Regions from separate parts of the Homo sapiens genome. Here region 2 is linked to region 1. A link is a loop called in an ENCODE intact Hi-C map of the cell type or tissue named here. Cell type or tissue: heart left ventricle. All regions are shown on one strand. Links, peaks and the distances in the headings refer to the core of each region. The heading gives the core; the rest is flanking DNA.

The links. A loop is a pair of places that touch in the nucleus more often than their neighbours do. Peaks named below come from ENCODE experiments on the same cell type or tissue, not always from the same donor. Only the 100,000 strongest peaks of a DNase experiment are listed, where the experiment ranks them.
Region 2: it touches region 1 in a loop (5-fold over the local background); 22 of 110 quality-filtered maps call a loop at or near these places.

What each region holds. Positions count from the first base shown.
Region 1 is chr12:132,156,686-132,166,757 of GRCh38, forward strand. No RefSeq gene overlaps it. Among named protein-coding and RNA genes, the nearest start is that of NOC4L, 17 kb to the left of the region's middle. In heart left ventricle, for the core only: no CTCF peak of the experiment used is centred there; DNase peaks (open chromatin) are centred at 2,266, 3,526, 4,226 and 6,176.
Region 2 is chr12:132,513,918-132,521,917 of GRCh38, forward strand. All of the region lies in intron 2 of FBRSL1 (fibrosin like 1), which reads left to right. Among named protein-coding and RNA genes, the nearest start is that of FBRSL1, 28 kb to the left of the region's middle. In heart left ventricle, for the core only: no CTCF peak of the experiment used is centred there; no DNase peak of the experiment used is centred there.

The sequences.
Region 1 (10,072 bases), core at 2,073-10,072:
CACACCACTACACACACACTACACACACCACTACACACACACACTACACACACTACACACACACCACTACACACCACTGCATACACACCACTGCATACACCACTACACACACCACTACACGCCACTACACACTACACACACCACTACACACAACACACAACCACTACACACACACTACACACACCACTACACGCACACACTACACACACCACTACACACACTACACACAACCACTACACACACCACTACACACGCACCACTACACACACGCACCACTACACACTACACACACACCACTACACACACACCATTACACACTACACACACCACTATGCACACACATACACACCACTACACACACATTACGCTACACACACACTACACACACTACAGGCACACACTACACCACTACACACACACTACACACATTACACACACTACACACTCCACTATGCACACACTACACATACACCACTACACACACACCATTACACACACTACACACACCACTACACGCACACACTACACACACCACTACACACACACAGCATTACACACACTACACACACCACTACACGCACACACCATTACACACACACTACACACACCACTGCACACACTACACATACACACCACTACACACACCATTACACACACACTACAAACACCACTACACACACACTACACACACACCACTACACTACACACACCACTATGCACACTACATACACACACCACTACACTCACACACCATTACACACACACTACACACACCACTACACACCACTACACACACACCATTACACACACACTACACACACCACTACACACCACTACACACACACCATTACACACACACTACACACACCACTACACACCACTATGCACACACTACACACACACCATTACACACACACTACACACACCACTACACACACACTACACACACACACCACTATGCACACACTACACATACACACCACTACACACACACCATTACACACACACTACACACACCACTACACACACATTACACTACACACACCACTACACACTACACACACACCACTATGTACACACTACACATACACACCACTACACACACCATTAGACACCACTACACACACACTACACACCACTACACACTACACACACACCACTATGCACACACTACACATACCACTACACACACACCATTACACACACACTACACACACTACACACTACACACACACCACTACACACTACACACACCACTATGCACACACTACACATACACGCCACTACACACACCACTACACACACGCAACACACACCACTATGCACACACCACTACACACACTACACACACCACTACACTACACACACACCACTATGCACACTACACATACACACCACTACACACACACACCATTACACTACACACACCACTACACATCACTACACCCACACCATTACACACACACTACACACACACTACACACACACTATGCACACTACACATACATACCACTACACGCACACACCATTACACACACACTACGCACACGACTACACACACTACACACACACTACTACACACACTACACACATCACTATGCACACACTATACATACAGACCACTACACACTACACACACACACCACTACACACACTACACACACACACCACTATGCACACACTACACATACACACCACTACACACACACCATTACACACACACTACACACACCACTACACACACACTACACACACACACACCACTACACGCACACCACTACATACACCACTACGTACACACACCACTACATGCACACACCACTACACACACACACCATTACACACACACACCACTACATGCGCACACACACACGCGCACACGCAGGCCCTGGGCCCCCACCCACCTTCCTCAGCGCCCTCCCTGCACGTGTGACGCGGTGGCCCCCAAAATGCCTCTGACCCTGCCTGGTCTTCCTAGATGTTCTGCACCAGCTTTGCTGGTGTTTTCAGGGTGCCTACGGGGACCCCTCATCCCGCAGCCTTCACAGGGGGTGGGGTTCACTCCTCGGATCTCACGGGGGCTAACGTGTCCCCCGGAAAGAGATGTCCCCGTCCTGGCCCCCAGCATCGGCGAGTGGACCTTATTTGGAAATAGGGTCTTTGCAGATTAAGGAGCCAGCTGAGATCATCCTGCATTCAGGGTGGGCCATCAGTCCGGTGGCCGGTGTCCTAGTCAGAGGCGTGAAGAGGAGGGCGGAGGCCGGAACTATCCATCGGCTCCGAGGGTGGAGCAGGGGCCTCTGGGAGCTGGAAAAGGCAGGAATGGGTCCTCCCTGAGTCTCTGAGGGCCCCGCCTGCCCACACCTGCCCATATTTGCCCCAACCTGCCCACACCTGCCTCAGGACAGCATCTCGGTCTCCTGGCTGCCAGACTGTGATGAAGATGCATGGTTCTAGGCCACTGGCTTGTGGTGACTTGTTGCATCAGCTGTGGGGAGCTCACACGGTAGCGCCTGTCTTGGGGGGTGCTGGGCGGGTGACCTTCAGGAGACCCCTGGGGCCCCGCTGCCCTCCCAATGCCTCCAGTCCCAGTGTCTCTGTGGTGGCATCCTGTGCTGAGGATGGTGCCTCGCGGAGCCTCCACTGCCCCTGTGTGCTCCGCACCACGTCTGTCTCGATGGCGCCCCTCGAAGACCTCGGGAAGCTCCCCGTTCGCTGTGGCCCCCCGGGGTCTGTCCCCTGCAGCACTGTTCTCTGGGGGCTCGTGGTCCGAGTTCTGATACTGCAGGTGGCAGGTCCCCTGAAGGCATAGTCAGAGGCTTTGCTCTGGGCTGGCATGGAGGTATGGGCGTGGCGGGGTGTGGCTGGGCGTGGAGGGGCATGGAGGTGTGGGCAGGGCATGGAGATGTGGGCGGGGCTGGGCGTGGAAGGGCGGGGTGTGGAGGTGTGGGCGGGTTGGGCACCTCTGGGGGTTCTGGGAAGACTCGTTGCTGACTTCTTTGGGCTCCAGAGTCTGCTGTGCTCCTGGGCTCTGGCATGGTCCCTTGCTTGTCACCCCGACCTCTGCTGCTGCGGCCACTGCTCCCTCTGCCTCTCCTGCCTCCATCCTGTAAGGACCATGTGATGAACTGGGCCGGGGTCATCCAGGAGGACCCCCTGCTAGACCCTCAGCCGGTCTCACCTGCAGAGTCTCTTCTGCCCCGTGGGGGACACAGCCACGGGCTCTGGGGAATGAGATGTGAACAGATGGGGCTGGCAGCAGGTGTGATTGGACCTGGGACTGAAACAGCATTGTTCTCTTCTCGCCTCTCTCGGCCCCTTTTCCTTCTTTCATTCGTTTCCCCAGAGCTTGGGCAGTGCTCACGTGGGTGTCTAGGCAGCCGCCCATGCCCACGCTGGGCGAGCCCTCTTCACCCCAGCTGGGGAGTGCTCTGCCAGGTCCACCCTGCTCCCAGCTCTGCTCAGCATGCTGGCCGATTGCTGTCTGGGCCACTCAGGCACGTGACAGTGTCGGGGAAGGAGCTGTGAACTGCCACAGACAGTGCTCCCCGAGGCCCGACGGGCTTTGCTGCTTGGGACAGCTGGTGAGTGGCTGAAGCCCTACTGGCTGGCAGGCAGACGGGGAGGCGGTGGCGCGGTGCTGGGCTGATCCTGCTGTCATTCTAGTCCAGTGGTTCCGGCTGCATGAGAGAATGGAAACTGGGTAGATAAGAGGAAAAAGTAATGAAGAGATAACGGTGCGGGGGCCACGGGACCAGGCATCCTCTTCCAGATCTGCAGGCCCTGAGCCCAATGGAACCGGCAGAAAGCGAGGGGGTGGAGTGGGTGGGCTCGGGGGGCTCTGTCGGGGTCTCCTGGAAACCAGGGGACAGAGGGTCCAGCCCAGGGTTGCAGCACCCTCAGGACAGGCTGGGAGCTTCTTCACAGAGGTGGTGGGGGGACTGTCCCTGGTGGGACAGCCTCGTCCCCTTCCCTGTCAGCCCTTCAGGAAGTCCGGAGAGGCAGTGTCCACTGTCCCAGTGCGTGCGGCACGGTGGCGTGAGAGTTCACAGCCCAGTGCCCTCCGCCTGTCCTTGCAATACCTGTGCAAGGTGTGATCAAGAAGGAAGAGCCGGGTGCTGGCAGGTTCCCCCAGCTGGTGTCGGAGGACAGCCAGGCTCAGGAGCCCTGCGTGCCCATGTGGGAAGTGCCTGACAGCCCCACAGACGGGGCGGTGGAAGCAAGGCAGGCTGGATGGTGGCAGGACCTGGTGGCAGGACCTGGTGGCCAGAGGGGCCCGGAGACAGGGAGTGATCTTGGGACCGACTGTCCTCCTCCCACATTCCCCCAGCTCCTGGCCCCCTCTGGCCGAAGCCCCCGCCCTTCCCGTTCCCTGGGCCCTCATCTCTTCTCCTGCTGGCCGCCTCCCACCAGGCCTGCTCCACCGCAGGCCCTCCCCTGAGAGCTTCCCGCAGTCTCCAGCCTCAGATCCCGGCAAAAAGATTCCGTGTGGTGACCCCTGACCCCACCGATAAAGATGCTGCGGCCTCCAGCATCCTGGCTCTGCCCTGGACCCAGCTCCTCCCCACTCAGTTCCTCCCCACTCAGCTCCTCCTCCCTTAGCTCCTCCTCCCTCAGCTCCTCCTCGCTCAGCTCCTCCCCACTCAGTTCCTCCTTCCTCAGCTCCTCCCCACTCAGCTCCTCCTCCCTCAGCTCCTCCTCCCTCAGCTCCTCCTCCCTCAGCTCCTCGTCCCTCACCTCCTCCTCCCTCACCTCCTCCTCCCTCAGCTCCTCCTCCCTCAGCTCCTCCTCCCTCAGCTCCTCAGCTCCTCCTCCGTCACCTCCTCCTTCCTCAGCTCCTCCTCCCTCAGCTCCTCCTCCCTCAGCTCCTCCTCACTCAGCTCCTCCGCCCTCAGCTCCTCCCCACTCAGCTCCTCCTCACTCAGCTCCTCCTCCCTCAGCTCCTCCTCCCTCAGCTCCTCCTCTCTCAGCTCCTCCTCAGCTTCTCCTCCGTCACCTCCTCCTTCCTCAGCTCCTCCTCCCTCAGCTCCTCCTCCCTCAGCTCCTCCTCCCTCAGCTCCTCCTCCCTCAGCTCCTCCTCACTCAGCTCCTCCCCACTCAGCTCCTCCCCACTCAGCTCCTACTCCCTCAGCTCCTCCGCCCTCAGCTCCTCCTCACTCAGCTCCTCCCCACTCAGCCCCTCCTCACTGAGCTGTTCCTCGCACTGGACTCTGCGGCTGGGTCATCACTCCTCCCCACTCAGCCCCTCCCCACTCAGCCCCTCTTCCCTCAGCTCCTCTCCACTCAGCCCCTCCTCACTGAGCTGTTCCTCGCACTGGACTCTGCGGCTGGGTCATCAGAGGCCCTGCCCTGCCCTGCCCTCCACTGCGTGGAGACGCCACATCGTGAGAAAGCCGAAGCCCCACCATGGCTCATGACACCTGCCTCGGTTTTCTCAGCCTGGCTGTCTTGGGACCCCAGCAGCCACCTGAAGCCCCCATTTGGTGGGGCTGCATCCAGCCACCGCCAACCCACAGCATCAAGGAGGGAAGAAAACAGCGTTCCACAGCTCTGCCCTGGGGGCTGTCCTTCCCTGCCCTGGGACGGGAAACATGTGCCCTGCACAGATCCTCTCCTCTCTCCCCTCTCCTCTCTCCCCTCTCCCCTCCCCTCTCTTGTCTCCTCTCCCCTCTCCCCTCATCTTTTCTTTCTTTTTGGCAGACATAGGACACATTCCTCTCTGCTACTCTCAAATCCCCCTCGTCACACATTATTTTGTCACCTGCAGCTTCTGGCCTCCAGAACGACCCCCAGGATGCCCCCGGGCTCACACCGCCTGGCCCTCCCTCATGCCTGGGCTTGGTCGGAACTGCCAACACCTGGCACGAGAGGGTGCAGTGTATCCAGAATCCGGTCCTGAGGTGCTGTCCTGTCCTCCATGCTGTCCCCAGCCACCCCTCTCGGGTCACCAGCCGCCCTGCCGTGAGGAGGCTCGGGGAGGCCCGTGGGGAGGTGGGAGGCAGGTAGGAGCCAGGGAAGCAGCCTCCTGGGCCAGCCTGTGCTCTGCCTGCTTCCTGAGCTGTGGCCACTACAGAGCTGTTTATTTTTATTGATGTGGCAACTGCACTCTGAGGGAAATTACTGTGTTAGGAAATATTTCCCCGCTACCGCAGTCAATTTTGGTTTCATTTAAAATTCAAAAGCGGTGTTGGCCGCCTTCCCAGGCAGTGGGGGCACACAGAGTCCGAGTTGTCCCTGCCCTCCCAGCCCAGCTGGCTCCCGGGCAATGCAGCCACAGCAGACGCCTCATGGAGAGTGGGATCAGCCACCGAAGTCATGGGCAGGGCGGGGGCAGGGGCCCTTCTGAAATTCCTTCCCCAAACCCTCCCATTTGGGCCATGAGGGTGGATGTCGCCTTTTCTGGAAGGCGGGAAGCCCTTGCTGAGCATCCCCTCCATCCCGGTGCTTGGCTGCTGGTGAGCCCTGGCTCCGGAGCCATTGGGAGCTTCCCTGGGCCCTGACCTCACCCATGGCCGCGTCACCTCCCTCACTGTCCCTCCTGCATGTCTGTTCCTCCCCTGACCCTGTCGTTCTGTTTCTAGCCCCAGGTGGCTCCATCCCTAGCTGCCGGGTCCTCCCCACCTGTGGGACCTCGACTCCGCCCTGTGCTGGGCACAGCTCCATCCTGCAGGTCCGAGCCACTTCGACTCCGCCCTGTACTGGGCGCAGCTCCATCCTGCAGGTCCGAGCCACTCCAATGCCTTTTAGTTTCCTTCCCCCAGAAGCATTCTCAGTTGATGCTGGGTCAGAGCTGTCATGCACTGAGCTGCCCGTGGGGAGGGCAGGTGCCCCGCAGGAAGGTGGGGCCCTGCTGCTCTGGCAGAATGGGGGCTGCTCAGGCCAGGGGGTATAGGGGCTGCAGGACGCCCCCCAGGACGGGTGCCTGGCCTGCCCCAGAGGAGCAGCATCACCTGAGCTCGCACCTGTGCCCTTGCCACCCTGCGTGGGCTGCCCCTGCCATGTGAGCTCCTCTCCCTGCTCTACACATATTTTAAAGGACAGGTGAGTAACCAAAAACCAGGTAGGTGCTGTGCAGAGCCAGGATGTGTGGCCCAGCCCTGAACCACGCTCACTTGCAGGCTGCCCAGGGTCCCCTGGGCGCAGGTCACCCACATAATGGGGCCCGCATCGGGGCGCAGAGGGTGACACCCCAGCCTCCAGGAAGGTGCCTCATGGGTGGCTCAGCCCTGGTTAGCCCCATGGCTAACAAAGCCAGGAATTACCGCAGAGCCTGGGCGTGCAGGTGGCACGGCCTCTGGAATTTGGTTTTGTCCTGTCACTAACTGGATAAATGGCCCAGCAGTCTCACCGTGTTCGTACTGTTAAAGAAGAGTCGCTGGGCTCCCGGCTGCTCAGGGACGTGCCGCGTGGCTGCCATCCTGTGGTAATTCCACATCTAATGTGTTCAGGACTCTCCAGACAGTTTTCCACAGTGGGTGCACCATTGACATCCCACCAGCAGGGCACAAGGGTCCAAGTTCTCCACATCCCCGCCAGCACTGGTCCCTTCCATCTCTCTCTGTCTCTCTCAATCATCTCTCTCCCCTATCTCTCTATCTCTGTGATCTCTCTATCATATCTGCTATCTATTCTATCTCTCTACCTATCTCTATTTGTCTATTTCAATCTATTACTTACCTGTCTGCCACATCTATCTATATTGATGATCTCTATCCTATGTCTATCATCTATATTCATTGATCAATCATATATATCTGTATCATTTATCTATCTGTATCTGCCACTTAGCTAATCTATCACTTACCCATCCATCCACCCATCCGTCCATCAACCACTCATCCATCCGTTGACCCATCCATCATCCGTCCACCCACCCACCCATCCACCCAGCCATCCATCCATCATCCGTCTACCTAGCCATCCATCTATCCACCCATCCATCATCCATCCAGCCATCCATCCATCATCCATTCATCCACCCATCATCCACACATCCATCCATCTACCCATCCATCTGTTCTGTGCAGGAGATGCGTGAGGGGAGAAGAAAAGACACACAATACCTGTAACGGTAAACAACCTTTATTCCACGTAAATGGCAGTGGAGATATATAATAAGCAAATTGCAATGGGAAGGGGAAAAGGGAAAAAATATATATATATTTATATTATATATTATATATTATATAAATATATATAATGTATGTTATAAATATATAATATATAAATATAGTACATATTTAAATATATATCATATATTTACATATTTAAATATATATCATATATTTACATATTTAAATATATATCATATATTTACATATTTAAATATATATCATATTTACATATATAATATATTTATATATTTATATATATAATGTATATTATATATAATATATAAATATATATTATATATAATATACATTATATATATAAATATATAAATATATGTATTTATATATAAATGTATATTATGTATATTTATATATATAAATGTATATTATGTATATTTATATATATAAATGTATATTATATACATTTATATATATTTATATATGAATGTATATTATACATTCATATATAAATGTATATTATATATGTTTATATATAAATGTATATTATATATATTTATGTATAAATATATAATATATATTATATATTTATATATAAATATATTTAAATATATGTTTATATATAAATATATTTAAATATATATTTATATATATTTAAATACATAAATATATTTAAATATATATTATATATTCATATACATAAATAAATATATTTAAATATATATTATATATATTCATATACATAAATAAATATATTTAAATATATATTATATATATTCATATACATAAATAAATATATTTAAATATATATTATATATATTTATATACATAAATAAATATATTATATATGTTTATATATTTAAATATATTTAAATATATTTAAATATGTATATTTAAATATATATATTTATATATATGTATATTTAAATATATATTTATATATAAATATATAAATATATATAAATATATTTAAATATACATATTTATATATATATTTAAATATATATATATGTATACTCACCAGACTATGGAGGATTCACCACCAGACTGGGAAGCAACAGCCTGGGCTCCAGAGTCGGCTGCCTGTCTGTGCACAGATGGGGAGAGGTCTCATGAATCTTTGGCACGGTCTGGGACCTGAGCTCTTTTTGTAACGAGTTGTTTTTTCATGAGGCCTAGTCACAAGGGCCCTTCGCGACCAGGCTCAAGGAACGCAAAAAGGTCAACTTGTTCTTGCAATTGTCTGTTGTTTTTCAATAACTAATGTATAGGAATAGATTGAAATAGAGATTTCTCTGAAACAGCACTGGATGAATGCCTCAAGGGACTCACACGACCTGTTCCAGGACTTGGTGACCATTGTTAGTTTCCACGTTGAATTTAGTTCAAATTTAATATTTAACTTTTCCTGCACACTATCACCTACCCATCCATCCATTCATTCACCCATCCATGCATCCATCATCCAGCCACCCACCCACCCATCCATTATCCATCCAGCCACCATTCATCCACTCATCCATCCATCCACCCATCACCCACCCATCCATCCATCATCCATCCACCCAGCCATCCGTCATACATTCATTCATCCATCCATCACCCATTCATCCATCCATCCACCCATCAATCCATCCACCCACCCATCCTTCATCCACCCAGCCATCCATCATACATTCTTCCATCTATTCATCCATCCACCCATCCATCCATCCAGCCAGCCAGCCATCCATACATCCACCCACCCACCCACCCATCATCCATCCATCCATCATCCATCCACCCAGCCATCCATCCACCCACCCATCCCTCATCCACCCAGCCATCCATCATACATTCATTCATCCATCCATCCATCCAGCCATCCATACATCCACCCACCCACCCACCCATCATCCATCCATCCACCCACCCACCCATCATCCATCCATTCACCCATCCATCCATCCACCCACCCATCCATCATACATTCATCCATCCATCCATTCACCCATCCATCCATC
Region 2 (8,000 bases), core at 1-8,000, 360 kb after region 1:
AGCATCCACGCCTGGTGTGTGGGCATCTGCCTGCAGACCCTCGTCCGAGGGCCCCGTCTCTCTGGACCCCTCACTGCAGGTGAATAGCCACAGTCCCTCCCCCAGGCCCTGCCCTGCGTGTTGGAAACACCACCTCCTGGGCCTTCCCCGTTTGCTCATTCGGGATCCTTGTCTGGGCACTGAGGACGATGAGCTCCGCCTCTGTTCTCGCGTCAGGGCTCGGCTCCTCCGTGTGTGGGGAGACAGGCTGGGATAGCATGCTGGGCGACTGTGGTGAGGGCAAAGACACAGAGGGCATGAGTGGGGGGCTGGGGGGGCACCTGGATGTTCAGAGGCCAGAAGGCAGGACTACCCGCAGGTGCCCAAGGGAGACCCAGGGCCGCCCAGAAGTCCAGGGGGAGTCCTGGGGCCTCGGAGGGATCTGAGCAGGGCTGCGGCCTGACCCAGGATCTCTCTGGCCTCCCTGGCGTCTTCCCAGGTGGCCCAGGACCGCAGTACCAGACTGAGCTGGACTGGCATTGACCAGGCCGAGGCCACCGGCCATCCTCCTCCGGCCAGAAGCTGCAGTGATAGGGGACATCCCTAGCAGTTCACAAAGCTGTGGGGAGACCCCGAGGGGGAAGGGTTTCCATGCTGAGCCACAGGCCCGGCCACGGTGCAAAGCTGTGGGGGGACTCCGAGGAAGAAGGGTTTTCATGCTGAGCCACAGTCCCGGCCATGGTGCAGGGATTTGGCACGAAGCCTCTCCTAGGGCCGGTACACGACCTAGAGGGCTCCCTGGTGTACCCTGGGACCTGGCAGAGTGCAGCTTCTCATCCAGCAGGGGTGGGTAGGGCCCTGGACTCTCCTAGGGCAGCACTGTTTAATAGGAGTGTTATGTGAGCCACATATAGAGTTAAGAAGAAATAAGTAAAATTCATTTTAATGAAGTATTGCGTTTCACTCCATGTACTTTGAAAATAGTATTTCAACAATGTAATCTATATAAAAATTGTCACATCTTTTTTACTCTTTTTTTTGTAGAGTCTGGGAAAGCCAGCAGGTGTTTTACATTTACAACACTTGAGTTTAGACTGGCAGCTTCTGCGCCCAATAACCACAAGGCTGACAGCAGGGAGGTGTGGGGGGTCCAGAACAATATACCCTCTGTGAGTGCTTATCTCATGCCCATGCTGTTCCCAGGCGCCTGCTGTCTGTCTCCTCATCCTCTACCTCATCGGCTCTATGGTTTGAGGCCAGACCTCATGCATCAGGCCAGAGTGTCCTGCCGAGACCCAGGATGCACCCCTCACTTGGCACAGACAAACCAGACACACCAGCTTCTGTCTTTCCCCATTTCAGTGGGTGAACCTGGAACCACCCAGATGACTGGGCTAGAAGTTGACAGTCATTCTCCTCTCCTCACTCCCCTGTCCTCCCACCCAGCACACCCAGCCAGGCAGGTCCTTAGCTTCCACCTCCTGAATCTCTGACCTGAATTTCACTAGAAAATAAGGAATACTACGTCAAAATTTATGGGATGCAGCTAAAGCAATCCTTAAAGGAAAACTAGCTTGTGCTTATATGGGAAAAGAAGAAAGGTCTAGAATCTTAAGGTTTTACCTTAAGAAACCAAAAAAAAAAAAAAATGGAAGGTTTGTAAACCTATAAAGGAAAGCCATAGTATAGACAAGAACAGAAATACAGAAATTAATGAGGCAGGCCAGGTGCGGTGGCTCACGCCTGTAATCCCAGCACTTTGGGACCCCAAGGAGGGTGGATCACTTGAGGTCAGGAGTTCAAGACCAGCCTGGCCAACATGGTGAAACCCGTCTCTACTAAAAATACAAAAAATTAGCCAGGCACGGTGGCGCACACCTGTAGTCCCAGCTGCTTGGGAGGCTGAGGCATGCCAATCACTTGAACCCAGGAGGTGGAGGTTGCAGTGAGCTGAGATCACGCCACTGCACTCCAGCCTGGGCAACAGAGTGAGACTCCGTCTCAAAAAAAAAAAAAAAAAAAAAATTAATAAGGTAGGAAACAGACAATAGAGGAAATGAACAATGCCAAAAGGTGTTTTCAAAGTTGAGAAATCCCTAGCTAGATCAATCAGAAAAAGAAAACACAAATTATGAATATTAGGAACAAAAGGGGAAATATCATTACAGGCACTATAGACACGAAAAAGGTGAAATGGGGACAATTTTATTCCAACAAATTCAACAGCTTAGGTGAAGTGGGCAAATTACTTGGAAAACAAAACTGACACAAGATGAAATAGATAATCCGAATAGTCTTTTTTTTTTTTTTTTGAGATGGAGTCTTGCTCTATCACCCAGGCTGGAGTGCAGTGGCACAATGTTGCGCAAGCTCTGCCTCCCGGGTTCAAGCAGTTCTCCTGCCTCAGCTTCCTGAGTAGCTGGGATCACAGGCAAGTGCCACCACGCCCAGCTAATTTTTGTATTTTTAGTAGAGATAGGGTTTCACCATGTTGGCCAGGCTGGTCTTGAACTCCTGACCTCAGGTGATCCACCCACCTCGGCCTCCCAAAGTGCTGGGAACAGGCGTGAACCACCACGCCCGGCTTAGATAATCTGAAGAGTCTTACATCTGTTAGATGGAGTTTCTGGATGTCCACGTTTTCTGTCTTCAGTGCCACCTCCCCCAGCCTGCTCAGCACCCTGTCGCCAGCCTAGCCTAACACTTGAAGTCTTTTCTGATCGTACCAGGCACATTTCCACCAGTTAACATGCATCAGCTTGTTTAACTGCAACCCTGTAACTATTCCCATTTGCCGGATGAGGATGCTGAAGAAAAAAAGCCGCCTGTAAATAACTTGCCCAAGGTTCACACAGTGAGCAGCTGGACCAGGATTCAAGCCCAGCGGCTTGGCTTTGTTGTGGAATCTGTACCCTGGGCCATTACCTGGAGGGCAGCTTTCTGGGCCTCAGTTTTCCTGTCTGTAAAACGGGGATGTTACTAAATAGTTCATTTGTTTTCGGGTTGTTGAGATGATAAAATGAGCTAACATGCAAGGTTTGTACTGTCTACATAGCTGCCATGATGATATCGATTCCTGCTTTTATTATTATGAATTCTCAGAGTAATTTCTCCCGCCTCCTGGGCCCAGCCTGGCTGGTTTGAGGCCCAGACGCTAGAGGCTTATCTTTGTCCCGGTTGCCAGGCAAGGGTCCTCCTGTGCAGGGCCTGTGGAGAGAGGCACTCAGTTAATCAGTGCCTTAGACACTGGGCCTGGGCCTGCCACCTGCAGGGAGCAGCAGGCTGGGTCACAGGGTCCTAGAGCTTCCTCCCACCTGACAGGGCCCTCCTACAAACCAAGAGTTGGTCCAGGGGAAGGGGCCACTCAGGAGGGCTGGGGGCCACGCCGGCCAGGGTGCTGTTAGGTGGGAGTGGAAGAGGAAGGCTGAGCACCTGGGCCTAGCAGGCACTGCTCCCCACAGCCTGGGGCTAGCCGTTCCGGGGCGAGCATGGCCACCTCTGCTTTCCCAGCCTCACTCTGGTCGGGAAGGCTCTTCCGACTGGCATCCATTTTGTACTTTTGGTCATTCCGCCCCTGTTCTGGGCCTGGGGCTGCAGTGACAAACAAGACAAGTGACCGTGCTGCCCTCGAGAAGTTAAACTATAACTGGGACAACAGCAGAGCGGGTGGAGACTGTTCTGAGTGTGAGCACAGCTGTGCCTGGGAAGGAGAGAAGGCACCGTTAGACCAGGCGGTCAGGGAAGAGCGCTCTGGGTAGAGGGTGTAGCCACCCAGGCCTCTGGTGGCGTGTGCCTGAGGAGCCGAGCGGGCATGGGGTGGGCAGACAGGGCTAAGGAGGGGCCTGGTCTCATACAGAGGGAAACCACTGAGGGTTTTAAGCCAGGGAACAACGTGAGCTCCTGTGTTTTTACAAACTCGTGGGGGAGGCAGCACGGTTGTGGGGGTGGTGGCGCCTGTCGGGAGGCTGCTGCAGCCGTTCAGGAGGGGGTGGCAGTGGCTTGAATTAGGTCATTCTTCTGTTGGACAGGGCGCCAACTGAGCAAGACCAAGTGATGCAGCCCAGGCGGCAAATGTGGTGGAGCCAGGAGTCCAGTGGCCCCAACTCCAGAGCTGGCGGCACACACCTGCTGGAGTCCACTCTGACACAGCATAGCTGCTGTTCCCACCCCTCCTCCGGCACACAGGACTGCACAGGCAGGGCCTTGCAGACACTTACCTGCACTTGCCCACACACACTAGTGTCCCCAAGAGCCTGCTGGCAACGCACTTCCTAGGCCTTAACTCAGCCAGCATCCCTCATATCATCTGTAGTGTATCTCATCCATCCATCCACCCATCTGTCCATCATCCACCTGTCTGTCCATCCATCCACCCATGCATCTACCCATGCATCCATCATCCACCCATCTGTCCATCCAGCCACCCATGCATCTGTCCATCCACCCACGCATTCATCATCCACTCATCTGTAGTGTATCTCATCCATCCATCCACCTGTCTGTCCATCCATCCACCCATGCGTCCATCATCCACCCGTCTGTAGTGTATCTCATCCATCCATCCACCCGTCTGTCCATCCATCCACCCATGTGTCCATCCACCCATCTGTCCATCCATCCACCATGCATGCATGCATCCATCCATCCATCCACTTGTGCATCCATCCATCTACCCATCTGGCCATCCATCCACCCATCTGTCCATCCATCCACCCGTCTATCCATGCATCCACCCATCTACCCATCTGTCCATCCACCCGTGCATCCATCCATCCACCCATCTGTCCTTCCATCCACCCATCTGTCCATCCATCCACTCAGGCATCCATCATTCACCCCATGCATCCATCCACCCATACATCCACACATCCATCCATCCACCCATCTACCTGTCTGTCCATCCATCCACCCATGCATCCACCCATCTACCCGTCCATCCATCCACCCATGCATCCATCATCCACCCATCTGTCCATCCAACCACCCATGCATCTATCCATCCACCCACCCACCCGTCTGTCCATCCATCCACCTGTCTGTCCATCTATCCACCCATGCACCCATTCATCTACCTGTTTGTCCATCCATCCACCCATGCATCCATCCATCCACCCATCTGAATCACAATAGAAGAAGGTGGAGCAGCGTACTGGAGTGTCCCGCACTGGGCGGGCAGTACCCTGCTCCCTGACACTGTGCTGACTCAGGGAACACTTGGTCTCTCCCAAACATTGCCTGAGTCCCTGTTTACTGTGTCTGCCTGTGCTAGGTAGGCAAGGATAAAAGACAGCCCCGCCCACTGGATGCTTACAGTCTACTGAAGAGAGACACAGAAACAAGCAACCCCACTTCTCTTTTAGAGAGACACTTAGGGGACTGTGGGAGCCTGGAGGAGCTCTTTACCTAGCCTGGTTGGCATGTGGAGTGAATGGAGTGTCAGGAACGGTTTCAGGAAGAAGCAGGGCCACAGCCATACTGCGTGGTGTTAGCCTGGAGGAGGGGATGGCATGCTTTGCTAATACCAGGGTCCTGGAGACAGACAACAGAGTTTCCCTCATTCTGGAGCTTCTGACTCCCCACTCCCAACTCTGAGAGTCGTTCTCCTTCCCATAGGCTATGCAGTCTCATACAGCTGGGCTGCAGTGCCACACCTCACCAGTAGGTGCTGCCTTCAGCTCAATGTGACTCCAGCCTGAGCTTCGAGCTGTGGGTGCTAAGAAGTGGCTACCCCTGGCTGGGCGCGGTGGCTCACGCCTGTAATCCCAGCACTTTGGGAGGCCAAGGCAAATGGATCACGAAGTCAGGAGTTCAAGACCAGTCTGGCCAAGATGGTGAAACCCCATCTCTACTAAAAATACAAAACTTAGCTGAGTGTGGTGGCAAGTGCCTGTAATCCCAGCTACTAGAGAGGCTGAGGCAGAGAATCGCTTGAACCCGGGAGGCAGAGGTTGCAGTGAGCCAAGATCTCACCACTGCACTCCAGCCTGGGCAAGACTCTGTCTCAAAAAAAAAAAAAAAAAAAGTGGCTACTCTTCCAGTCTGAGGGTTGTAGGTTGAGTATGTGTGGAAGAGAGCCCAGAGGCTGTGCAGGCAGCGTGTATGGGTGGTGAGGAAGTTGGGCCCCTCTTCCAGTGCCCCCACCAGCAGGTACACAGCCTTCCTCGCACTCCTCCAGCACCCCCTCCTTGCACCCCTCCAGCACACCCTCCTTGCACACCTCCAGCACCCCCTCCTTGCACCCCTCCAGCACACCCTCCTTGCACCCTCCAGCAACCCTCCTTGTACCCCTCCAGCACACCCTCCTTGCACCCCTCCAGCACACCCTCCTTGCACCCTCCAGCAACCCTCCTTGCACACCTCTAGCACACCCTCCTTGCACACCTCCAGCAGCTGTGGGAGAGCTCCCTTTCCCTGGCTGCTCCTGCTGTCTGGGACGCTCCCCAGGGCTCTCCCATCTCTTTCTTTGCAGATGGCAATTTTCCCGAGGCAGCCCCTGCTCAGGTTGACCCCGGAACTGGGTCACTTCCTTTCCCCATCAGGCTCACCTTAGGAGTACAAGTTCTGGAGCAGCACCAGTGACTGCCACAAAGCCCCTGCCCTCCAAACGCCCGAGGGTGGGGACAACAGTCCACAAAACAGAGCAGGATGCAGTCGCTGGTGTCACGTGCTGTGGGTGCGGCATCGGCTCCTCCCGACCAGGGACATGAGCCCAGCCCCCAGGAGGTAGCAGCAGGGGACTGTGGTAGGGCTGAAGGCAGGGCGTAGCATCTGCCTGCAAGTCCCTGTGGCCTGGGCAGGTTCGGGACAGAGGGGCCCCAGAGTCGGGCTCTGCTCTTGCTGAATGTGAGGGGCCCATAGTCATCATCCATGGCTCAACCAGGCCTGGGGACACTGTGAGGGCTCTGGGACTGTCCCTTCGGGAGCGAAGGCAGCGGAGAGAGGTACCACCCACCCACAGTTGTGCCAGGCACCTGCTCTCAGGATTCGGGGACGGCTTTGTGGGCTCCCAAAACAGGCAGGAAACCAGGACCAGCTGGGAGCTGGTAGGGACTGTGGGAGGTGGGGAAATGGAGTGTTGTGGACGAAAGCAGCCACTCCCTCTTTGCCCTGCCCTGCCCTGCCCTGAGCCAGGGAGCTGGACACCCACTGCAGTCCCCTGAGGCTGCTCAACCTTGGTGGGTGGGGAACTTGGAAAGTCTCAAGTCTGGACCCATGACATCCAGTCCCTGGGGGAGGCCCAGGAGTCCTGAAAGCTCCCCGAGGGAGCACTGTTTGCACTGGGCCAGGAGCCATGTTCTAGGGGCTCAGCTCCTTAAGAGGAAGCGGGAGCTGCGAGGAGGAGGGAGCGCAGGCTGTGGGGCTGGGGCAGGGGTGCGCTGTGTCCACACTCATTTCCACTCAGACACGGATGGCGGCAGCTCCGCCTCTGCATACCTGTGCTCCATTTCTGCAGGGGCGTCGCGTTCCCGTCTCCTGCTGGAACTGTGGCCCAGCCCAACTAGGGGGTGTGGGGGCCTGACCTCTGCCCCATCTCCCAGGGGGCCTGTCCTTGGCCTGGCAGGTCTGAGGAAGCCGTAGGCCCCTTCTCAGGGTTCTCCAGGGTCTGCATTAGAACAGCAGCCCAGGCAGCCCCCGACTCTCACCCTCGCTCCCAGGCCTGCAGGTGCAGAGGCTGGAGGCATCGTGGCCGGCCAGTCTCAGTTCATGCCCCTGTAGGATAGTCCTTGTCTGAATGTGATGCCATGGGATGGGGTGTGAGAGTCGCCCTGGTGTGATCCGATTGGTGTGAGACTTCACCAGGGCTGCAGAGTATGGCTGTCAGAGTTGTGCACTGCACCGCTCCAGGGCTGCCATTCCCACCGTGCCGTATGTAGTGCGTGCATTTGCCCTGACCATTGCACATTCCCCGGGAGGGCACCTTCTGCTCAGTTTGCACAAGAGGACACGGGGGCTGGTGTGGGGCCTCTTGGGTGCTCCACTTTGGGCGGGGCCTGCGCAGGACAGTGCGTGCTTAGAGCCTT